Regions from separate parts of the Mus musculus genome. Here region 2 is linked to region 1. Evidence: chromatin loops called from intact Hi-C (ENCODE). Cell type or tissue: heart. All regions are shown on one strand. Region 1 has its middle 39 kb from the start of Gm35567. Region 2 holds the start of Gm35364.

The links. Hi-C counts contacts between places; a loop is a spot of excess contacts. Peaks named below come from ENCODE experiments on the same cell type or tissue, not always from the same donor. Only the 100,000 strongest peaks of a DNase experiment are listed, where the experiment ranks them.
Region 2: it touches region 1 in a loop (4-fold over the local background); 2 of 42 quality-filtered maps call a loop at or near these places.

What each region holds. Positions count from the first base shown.
Region 1 is chr7:133,174,416-133,179,415 of GRCm38, forward strand. No RefSeq gene overlaps it. Among named protein-coding and RNA genes, the nearest start is that of Gm35567, 39 kb to the right of the region's middle. In heart, no CTCF peak of the experiment used is centred here; DNase peaks (open chromatin) are centred at 2,266 and 2,536; H3K27ac peaks cover 1,034 bases; H3K27me3 peaks cover 520 bases.
Region 2 is chr7:133,121,652-133,126,651 of GRCm38, forward strand. Gm35364 reads left to right here and starts at 1,904. Exons shown (of 2, transcript XM_006508433.3): 1 at 1,904-2,214; 2 at 2,333-5,000. The coding sequence starts at 2,018. The coding sequence ends at 2,960. It also overlaps a transcript of Ctbp2 not described here. In heart, CTCF peaks have their summits at 164, 1,403 and 2,744; DNase peaks (open chromatin) are centred at 890, 1,580, 1,790, 2,570 and 1 weaker place; H3K4me3 peaks cover 4,023 bases; H3K27ac peaks cover 4,140 bases.

The DNA.
Region 1 (5,000 bases):
TGAGTTGTTGATTACTGTAGAGAATCCTTTTGTTCTTTAAGAGCCTACTCTTGCTTTTGCGTAACCATTGATTCTCACTAAGTTAGGAGGTTTATTTATAGACTCCATTCTAGAGAGTAAGTTTCTGGGTTTTTTTGGGGGTGGGGTGGAGTGGGTGGGTAGCTGATGCAAACTGCCTGCCTTTTCATTCTCTTTTCAGGGCTGGATGGAACACTTGCTATGTTCAGGCTGGCCTTGAACTCCCAATCTTGCAGCCGTGGTCTTCTGAGTGCTGAGTTAAGGGTGTGTGCCGCCATGCCTAGCTCATTTTTCTTTTCTTACTAACCCGATGGAGTGGGCTTCGATATGTCAAAATCAGCTGAAGTCTGAAACTGGCATTGTACCAGTAATCCCTACTTGATATCCTTCTGCATACTCTTCTGAATCCTGAAGCAAGGAAGTCACCCTTCCATGCCTCTCCGTTCCAGCTCCCATCAGCAAAAGAACTAGCTAGATTCACATTGCCTCTGGAAGCAGAGATACGCACTGGTTTCTGGGTATCATGCCATCTTAAGCAGGAAAAGACTTACCATGTTTCTTGGGAAGGTTTGCTACTCAGTGGGCCTCAGTCCCACACACAAATGAGATGCTAAGGCAATAGCAAGTGTGTTAAGATAGTTGCTCAGCAGTCAAGAATGTATACTGCTCTTGCATAAGATGTTGGTTCAGTTCCCAGCACCCACATCAAGCATCTCACAACCAGCTGTAACTCCAGTTCCAGGGAAACTACTACTCTCTGGCCTCCGTGGGAACTGCATGCATGTGGTGCACATAAACTCACACAGATGCAAACACCTAAATAAGAATTATGCTTAAACCCCAAACAATAAAAACCAGGAGTGGTGACACATGCTCTGGAGAGGCAGACAGGAGGATTTGTGAGGCTTTCTGGCCAGCCAGTCTCGCTTAATCAGTAAATTCCAGACCCATGAGAAACTCTGTCTCAAAAAGATAAAGTGGAGCAGACAGAGAGATGGTTCAGTGGTCGGAAGTTTGTGCCAAACAGCTTGATGGCTTGCGTTTGATCCTGGAACCCATGTAAAGGTGGAAAAAAGAGCCAACGCCACAGAGTTGTCCTCTGACCTGCACACATATGCAGCAGCATGCACACACGCATACACACACACACACACACACACACACACACACACACACAAACACACACCAAACAAAAACCCTGCTGTGGACAGTGCCTGTTGATGTTGTCCTCTGGCTTCCACACACAGGTTATACATTTGCAGGTGTGCCACACAGACCCATGTACCCACAGACACATATTTATTGGGCAATTTAAAAATGTCGTGGCAGCTTTACACTCCAAGAAAAGATGTAAACAAAGCTAGACTGACTCTTGCCCTGTGGGGTGCATAGTCCTTCAGGGGAGGTGGACATTCACCAAAGTCACAGGTCTACAACACTTTGTGAATCCAGGGTCAAAGGGTCTGAATTCAGCTCATGAGAGGGGCCTTCACCACTGGGAGTCTGCTTTCTGATGCCTGTGGAATTCTCTAAAGCTAGGAAAGGGGCATGCTTTCATGGTTTATTTTAGAGTATATTTTAGAGTATTTAGAGACTGGTAATTTATAATGAAAAAAAATAATTTGGTGCCTAACTCCAAACACATAGTTCTGGCATCTGACAGAGCTTTTATGCTGTATTATCCTATAGTAGGAAGAAGGCTGTAAATGTGTGTGTGTGTGTGTTGCCTGTGCACCACATGTGAACCGTGTGCCTGCGGAAGTCAGAAAAGGACATCAGATCTCCTGGAACTGGAGTTGTAGACAGTGGTTGTGAGCTACCATATGAGTACTGGGAATTCTGGGAATGGAATCTGGGTTCTTTAGAAGAACAGCTAGTGCTCTTAAGCACCAAGCCATCTCTTCAGCCCCACCCCGTCCCCTGCCATTACATGCTTTTATAACAAGTCCATTTCTGAGATACAGAGACATTACCAAGGCCATGTCATGAATTCATTTTCAAGGACAGAGCCTCATTGGCTCCACCCCAATGCTGTTGCACTACCAAGGGGATTTCTAGCACGGGACACTTTCAACCATGACACTTACATGAACAGCAGCAGTCTGCTGCCTTCTCTTCTGTACTCTGGGGGCATCTGTGTCCCTGGATGGCATCCGTTGCATGGGCTGCCAGGCAAGCTGCAATGGACCTGGGCTCTGAGCCCCAGCTCTGTGGGAGTGTGGCAGGGAAAGTGTCTGGTTCCAGTTAGATCAGCCTCCCCTTGATGAAGCCTAGGAGCTGGGAGGAACCGCTGCAGATGAAGGAGGCTGCTTCTCATAACAGCCTTGGGAGTCCTCAGTACCTTGGGGGGGGGTGGTCATCTGCTTAGGGCTCTTTCATCAGCAGGCATCCAGAGGGAGCCTGGGGAGGTATAGAGGCTGGGGAGTGGTACCCACCAGAGGCCAGAGAGGGAGAAAGGAGGGGACACAGAGAGTCCCCGTCCAGTCCAGGCACATGGCCAATAGGAAACTGGAGCCAGATCTAAGATTAGAACGGGGAGGTTTGTGGCTCTCGAGCCCCTACCCGTGCTGTTTCTTGGCAAGGTTCTCCTTGTCCTGCTCTGACTCAGACCCTCCCTGGATTGTCTCTGGAGTTAATGTTGCCGTCATTATGGTTGTTCTAATAAAATACTCATCTGACGACCTATTAGTAAGGCACATTGTTGACAGGAAATGTGTATTCTCCACATTTCCTATTACACTGTCTATTTCCTGCCTCATTTTTCTTGGGAGGACAGGAGCCACTGGAGATAATAGCATATTGACAGGAAAGAGAAAGTGGGAGAGTGTTGTTAGAGGTGGGGGATTTAGATCTACTTCACGGCAGGGTTTCCTGACGGTCTGCTTCACAGTGTATGTAGACCTCTCCCCTCAAACAGATTGTCCCCACCACCCTCAGGGTTCATGTCTGGATCCTGTATGGATGCCAGGCCCACCATGTCTGGGAGCTGCAGTTGGAAAGAGTCCCCGAGAGTCTGGAAAGTGTGTGGAACTAACCTTCTTCAGCAGCCACCAGTACTTGAGGATGGCGGGAGAAGAAGAGAAGAACCATCTCACCTCCTGGGACTGGAAAGATGGCCCAGTGGGTAAGAGTGTTTGCTCCACAAGTGTGAAGACTTGAGTTCGGATCTCCAGTACACACATTAAAAAAAAATGCACACAAACCTGAAAACAGCCATGTTAGGGTGGCAGGCAAGAGGATCTCTGGGGATTGCTGGCTGCCAGCCTAGCCCCAAGCTCCCAGTGAAAGGCTGACAGAGTGATGAAGCAGGATGTCCTAATTTCCCATCTACACCACACACACACACACACACACAGACACACACACACACACACACACACACAAACACACACAGACACACACAGACACACACACACAGATACACACACAGACACAGACACACACACAGACACACACACACACAGATACACACACAGAGACACACGCACATAGACACACACCCCTTACTTTATAGAAATGTCTTCCCTGCCTGCACTTTTTTTCTTTCTTTTACTTTTTGATACTGACTTACACATAGTTCAGTGCCAGAGGGAGAAACCACGGGATGCTTTTGTGGACGGCATGCTTCAGCTCAGAGCACCCGAAGAGAGATCATTTTGGAGGCCAGCAGCTGTGGAGTGGCGTTTAGGCTTGGCATTCTCTTTGATGACCCTGCCCAGTATGGACTGTGAAACACTGACTAGGCAGAGTTCTGCACATGGCCAATTGTGATGGGGCTAGCCCTTTCCTGGGGGCCTTCCAGTCTCCCACTGCTCTCTCCCAGGAAGTACAGATATGTTTACAACTAAGTGAGGGAAAGACAGAGGAAGATAAGAAACAAACATAGCAGGGTCAACTGTCCCTGTGTGCCTGATTACCCCTTTTTGTACTTAAACATCTGTCCCCAGAAGACTGCGTGATTGGTCACCCACAAAATGAACATCTTTTTTTTTGTTGTTGTTGTTGTTGGTGGTGGTTTTTTGGCTTTTTCCAGGGAGAAAGTTTTTTGGCTTTTTCTGTGTAGTCCTGACTGTCCTGGAACTCACTCTGTAGACTAGGCTGGCTTTGAACTCAGAAATCTGCCTGCCTTTGCCTCCCAAGTGCTGCGATCAAAGGTGTGTGCCACCACTGCCCGCGTGCAAAATGAACATCTTTTGTTTAGCAGTTATGCCCAGACTTGGAGCTGGTGACTGAGAGCTGAACAAGACACCTTCAGGATAAGAGAGAGATTGATGCTAGTTTAGGGAATTATTCAAATTGCCTTAGGCCAGAGGTTATTGAGTCAGGTAGCCCCAAGCAGAGAGACCTCTCTTTTTTTCCCATTAACTTCTTTATTTATTCACTTTATATTCCGATCTCAACCCCACTCCCCCTTCTCCTTCCACTCCACCCTCTCACTCCCTTCTCCTTTTTCCTTTCCCTTTCCTACAGAGAAGGGTAGTCCTTACCCCCAATCTGGGTACCAACCAGGCCTGGCACATCAAGTCTCAGCAGGACTAAGTACACCAGGACTAAGCACATCCCACTGAGGCCTGACAAGGCAGCCTAGCTAGAGGAAACGGATCCAAAGGGAGGCAACAGAGTCCCAGTCAGAGATGGCACCCCTTCTAATTGTTGGGGGGGCCCACACAAGAACCAAGCTGCACATCTGCTACATATTTGTAGGGGACCTAGGTCCAGTCCAAGGATGCTCTTTGGTTGGTGGTTTAGTCTCTGTTAGCCCCCGTGGGCCCAGGTTAGTTGCCTCTGAAAGTCATCTTGTGGTGTCTTTGACATTTCTGGCTCCCCTGAACCCTTCCCTAGACTCTTCCACAAGATTTCCTGAGCTCTGCCTACTGTTTGGCTGTGGGTCTCTGCATCTGTTTTCTTTAGTCGCTAGATGAAGCCTCTTAGAAGACAGTTATGTTAGGCTCCTGTCTGCAAGCAGAGCAGAGCACCATTAA
Region 2 (5,000 bases), 53 kb before region 1:
GCCAACCGCTGCTTGGGCCGCATCTAAGAAAAGTAGGGGGTGGGGGCTGGGCAAGGGTACCACACACACGCGCGCACACGCACTCTCCGTGTCGGCGACTATAGTCGCCGGCGTTAAGCAAGCCACCGGAGGGAGTGTGTGCGCGCGAGGGTTTGCCCGCGGTGACCGCGCCGAGCTCTCGGGCCCGCGGCCTCCTAGCCCCTGGGCGCAGCGTGGGCTGCAGGCGACCGGCCACGCCGCGGGGCCTCCCGCAAAAGCAAGGCCTGGGCGCACCGGCACTCCCGCGCTGCCCGGCCTCAGTCGCCCAAGGCAGAGGGAAGGGCGCGAGCCGGAGAAGAAAGGCTCTTCCCGCCGGTCGATCCGGCTCCGCGAAACACCCCAGGCGCAAGGAGGCGACTGCGGCGGCCGGACCGTCCCCGCGCCACGCTAGATCCCCGGTGCCCACGGCGCTCCCAGCCAGCCCCTTTTACGAAACTTTCTTTTTTGCTTCGCCCCACCCGAAAAGTGCGGTCCCGGCGAGGACGCCGAGGACAGCGGGCGGAGGGCGAGGAGGAAGTGGTGCCCGCGGGAGCGCGGCTGGGCAGAGGAAATGCCCGCGCCGCCCGCCCCCGCCCTTGCAGCCCGCCCCGGCCCCCCGCCCCGCCGCGACTTTGGCGGGCCGAGCCCCGCGCGCCACTGGCGGCGGCGGCGGCAGATGTGGCCCCGGCTGCCCCAAGGAGCCAACAATGCCGGGCCGGCAAAACAAAAGGGATTCGCTTCGCGTCTTTCCCGGCCTCTCACTTACACTCTGGGAGAACCGCGCGGGATCCCGGGCCGATAGGGGCCGCGCCCCCAGGGGCCCCGAGCCACGCGCGCCCCGACTTGTCCCCGCCGACCCCGGTGTCTACTCCCCCCTGCCCGCCCGCCTCCCAGGCGCAAGGCCTGCCGCACCCCGTCATGCTCGGACTCCTGATCCCCAGGGATCTGGCCGTATTGTCCCCGCGGCGCGCAGCGCGCTCGTCCGAGATCGCCAGCGGCCCCCGCGCGCGCACCCACCGGGCTCCAGGAGCAAGCCCGGGGCGCCTAGGAAACCGTCGCCAGACGCCGCCGCCGCTGCCCTCCGGACGCCGCTGCGCGCCGGGTTTTTCTTTCCTTTTTTTTTTTTTTTCCCCAATCCTGATGGGAAGGAAGGTGACCGCCTACTTCGCATTCATCAACTCTCATCACAACAACAAAAATCCTGGAGCAAAGGGCGGCCAGCAAGCGCAATCGGTGGCGAGGGGCGGAGGACGAGAACCCCCCGGCAGAGGTCCACCTCCGGGCGTAGTGTGTGGACACAGGGCTGGGGGCGCTGACCAAAGATGTCCTCGGATGCCGGCCCGGTGTCCTTCGCCCTCCTCCTTCTCCCGGAGTGGCGCAGTGAGGCGCGGGCACGGCGCCCCAGCCAGCGGCCGCAGGTGAGGCGGGGGCGGCGACAGCCCCAGCCCTCCCCGGGTACCCCCGCCCTTACCTCGTCCTGGGTCGCCGGCGTCCAAGGAGAAGGGCGCCCACCCGGGAGGCGGCGGCGGTAGCGGTGGCTCCCGCCCCTCCCACCCCACCCGGCGGCGGCGGCGGTGGTGGTGGTGGCGCTGGTGGTGCGGCCCCCCCTCTCAGCGCGGCATGGCTCCCAGCTCGGTCTCTTGCTCCTCCGGCCGCAGCTGGCTCCTCTGGGCCGCTCCCGAGCCACCTTAAAATGACACACGCACACAGAGACACACACACAAAAACTTAATCTCTCCAGCTCCGCGCCCCACCCCCTCCCGCCCTCCCCTCCCTTCCTTTGCCTTCCCTTCCCTCCCTTCCTTCCCTTCCTCCTCCTCCCGTCGCCGCCGAGCCTCTTCCTACTTCCCCACCCACCCCACCCCCTTCCCCCGCCCACCGGCTCCCGATCCAGTCCCCCCCCCCCTCGTCCTGGCCGCGCGCCTTCTTGCCAGCCCCGCGGCCTGGCGGGGGCTGCGTTGGGGGTCCCTGGCCCGCGCCTCTCTCACCCCCCGAGAGGATGCTGGCTGTAACTTGGATCCGGGGAGGGAAGGTCCTGGAAGCCGAGCGCCTCCCGGCTATTTGCTCTTCTTTATTTGTTTTCTCCTCCCGGGAAGGAGGAGGAAAGCGCAGAGAAAAAGGAAAGGGAAGGACGGAAGCGGCGCGGGCCGCTGCTCCGGTGCCCTCCGGCTGCGCAGGAGCGAGGCGGGAGGCGAGGTGAGGGTCCCCTCGCACACTCGTTTTCTTTTTCTTTTTTTTTTTTTTTCTTCAAAGGCGGGGTCTCTCTTTGCAAACCAATGACACAACCCCACATGGTCCGGTCTCGCCCCTACAGATACTTCTCACTACAAATCGGCTCTCTCCGGGGATTAGCAGCTACACGAAAGTGCATACTGGCGCTGCGGGCAGCCGAGGGGGCCGGGCAAGGCAGACACTCCCCGGCCCAGCCCCGCGCCTCCCTTGAGACTCTGGGGACGCGCAGGGGTCCCGCAGCCGGTGGGGTGACTTCACCCTCCTTCCTTCTCCTCCCCTTCCACGTGGGGCACGCCACGTGGGGAGACGCGAGCTCTAGCGGGCCTCGGCACGGTCCCCGGGGTAGCCCCGGCTCGATAAGGCCCCCACCACGCCCGCTCAGCCGACCTGCACTCTACTCGGCCCCGAGGCTCCAACTTCCTCCAGGGCCCCGCGCAGGCCACGGGTGCCGTCCCAGGCTCGTGAGGTCAGGCGCGGGCCGGCCACAGGGGGCACTTGCGCTCCCAGATCCCAGATCCGGGAGAGCGAGCCAGGGAGGTAGCGCTGGCTGCGGGGCGCGCGGAGACTGGTCTATGTGCTGGAACTTGCCACGATGTGTTCGCTACGAGAAGCCAACTGTTTTTACACATTTAGAAATGTCTTTCTGTTGTCTGGATGTCGCTGGGGCTATTTTGAAAGCCTTGCCTCGGTCAGGTCACCAGGCTCTCTAGAGGCCTTGCGGGCCCGGGGGTCGTGCGTGCGGTGCCTTTTCGTGATCACGAGTCCACAAGTGTCTAGGAGCATTACGACTAGAATCAGGACTCTTAACGACGATGGGACACAGCGGCAGCGCGAGACTAGTTAGCATCTGGGCTGGGTTCCTTGGCCATGACCCGCGACACTGGAGCGCTGTCCCCGGAAGGGAGCCGTTTCCCTGTACTCAGGGACCCAGGATTACCAGACTTTAAGCGCGCGTCTTCTAAGGACCCCTGTGGCGCTGAACAGAGCCCTTGGATGCAATTGTTTTTTTTTAAAAAATCTTTAGGGTGCTAGCGACTGGATTGAGATGTTGGGCTAGCGACTGGATTGAGAGGGGGTGTCCAAGGTCACAACTTTGAAGACCACAGGGACCGCCATTCAGAGAGCCACGTAGAGTGTGGTATGGGTGGCTTCCTCCCGCCCTTCGCGACCAGAGGCATTTATAGAAGAGGTGGGCCTCTGCTCTGGAGGCCTCCGAGCCCCTGAACCCATCGCTGTGCGTTCTGGAGAGCGCAGCCTTTCTCGGGCTCTATCTCGGCCTGTTTGCTAAACTGCTCACCAGATGACGGCCGTGAGACTGGCACTGTTAAGGTTTCTATGTTTTATAGTCAAACTATTCTGAATGGCAAGACGGGAACGGTCCCTCTCCAACACATCACATCCCCCAATAGGCCTGGGGCTGCCCTTGAATGTTCTGTGAACGAATCACAGGTGTGCACCCGCCTCTGACCCAGTTGTCTCTATCTTCCAGGGCTTTGTGTTCTCATAGATTCTTCCTCTTAAGAGTTTGCCTCTCCCCAGCAGCTTCATTCCAAGGTCACAGGGCCCGGGAATTGCTTGCAAACCGATCTTGTCCATACCCGGGCTTCTGTATCACCAATGCCAGCTTCCTGGCCCTCCCTAACTATGGTAATTCCTGAATTTTTATGTTTCTCAGATCTCTGCCCTTCGTGGTCCTCTATTCTCACCAAGAAGCCACAGTCAGCTGGCTTTCTGTCTTTCCTGTTACTTCTTCAGCTTTCCTGCAGTCTGATTTTGAATTCCACTTTAGAAAAATACTACCGTGGGCCCTGCAGGATGCCTCAGCCTGCAAAGTTGCTACCTAGCCAGAGGAGCTGAGTTCAATCCTCAAAGGCTAGGGAAAGATGGAAGAAAAGAGTAGACTAAGTTGTCTCAGACCCCTGCACATGTACCAGATATCACAATAAGAAAACACTACCCCCTTTCTTATGAACTCAGAACTAAAAATCATTTCTAACTTCAGCCTGACCACCTGCATTTTAAAATATGGAGTCCAGGCTGGGGGGGGGGGGGGGGGGCGTAGCACAGCGGGTAGAACACTTGACTGGTATATATGTGGTTCTTGGCTCATCTCTTGCTCCTGAAGTCAGGGGAATCTGGCAATCACCCAGATAAGGTTGCACTGCTAATACTTTGGGGCTGGCAAGATTGCTCAGTGGGTAAAGCCCTTGGTCCCAAGCTTGAGAACCCAGAAAGAGCAAACTGACTTCCTCAGGCTGTCTTCTCAGCTCCATACATGTACCATGCAATGCATGCCAACCCCACAAGATAAAAACAAGTGTACTAACATGTTTAAGAAACTAACTCTAGCTACCATCAACATGTGACTCTAGCCATTTCTCAAAAGATGTCAAACATAAACAACAAGACCAGAAATAAAAACCCAGGGCTGGAAAGATGGCTAAGCAGTTAAGAGCATTGGCGGCTCTTCCAGAGGCACTGATTTCAGTTCCCAGTAACCACACCCACCTTAACTCCGGCTCTAAGGGGTCTGATACCCTCTTCTGATCTCCAAGTGTTCCCCCTTCACCCCCAAGTGCACACATACACACACACTCAAATGAAAATCTTTAAAATTCAAAAACGTAACCAGACTCCAATAGATGCTTCTCTGAGGATGATGTACAAACAGCCACTGAGCAGACAGACTCACTCAATGCTCAGCCCCAGTCAGCAGGGAAATACAAATGAGGACCACAGTAAGATACCAC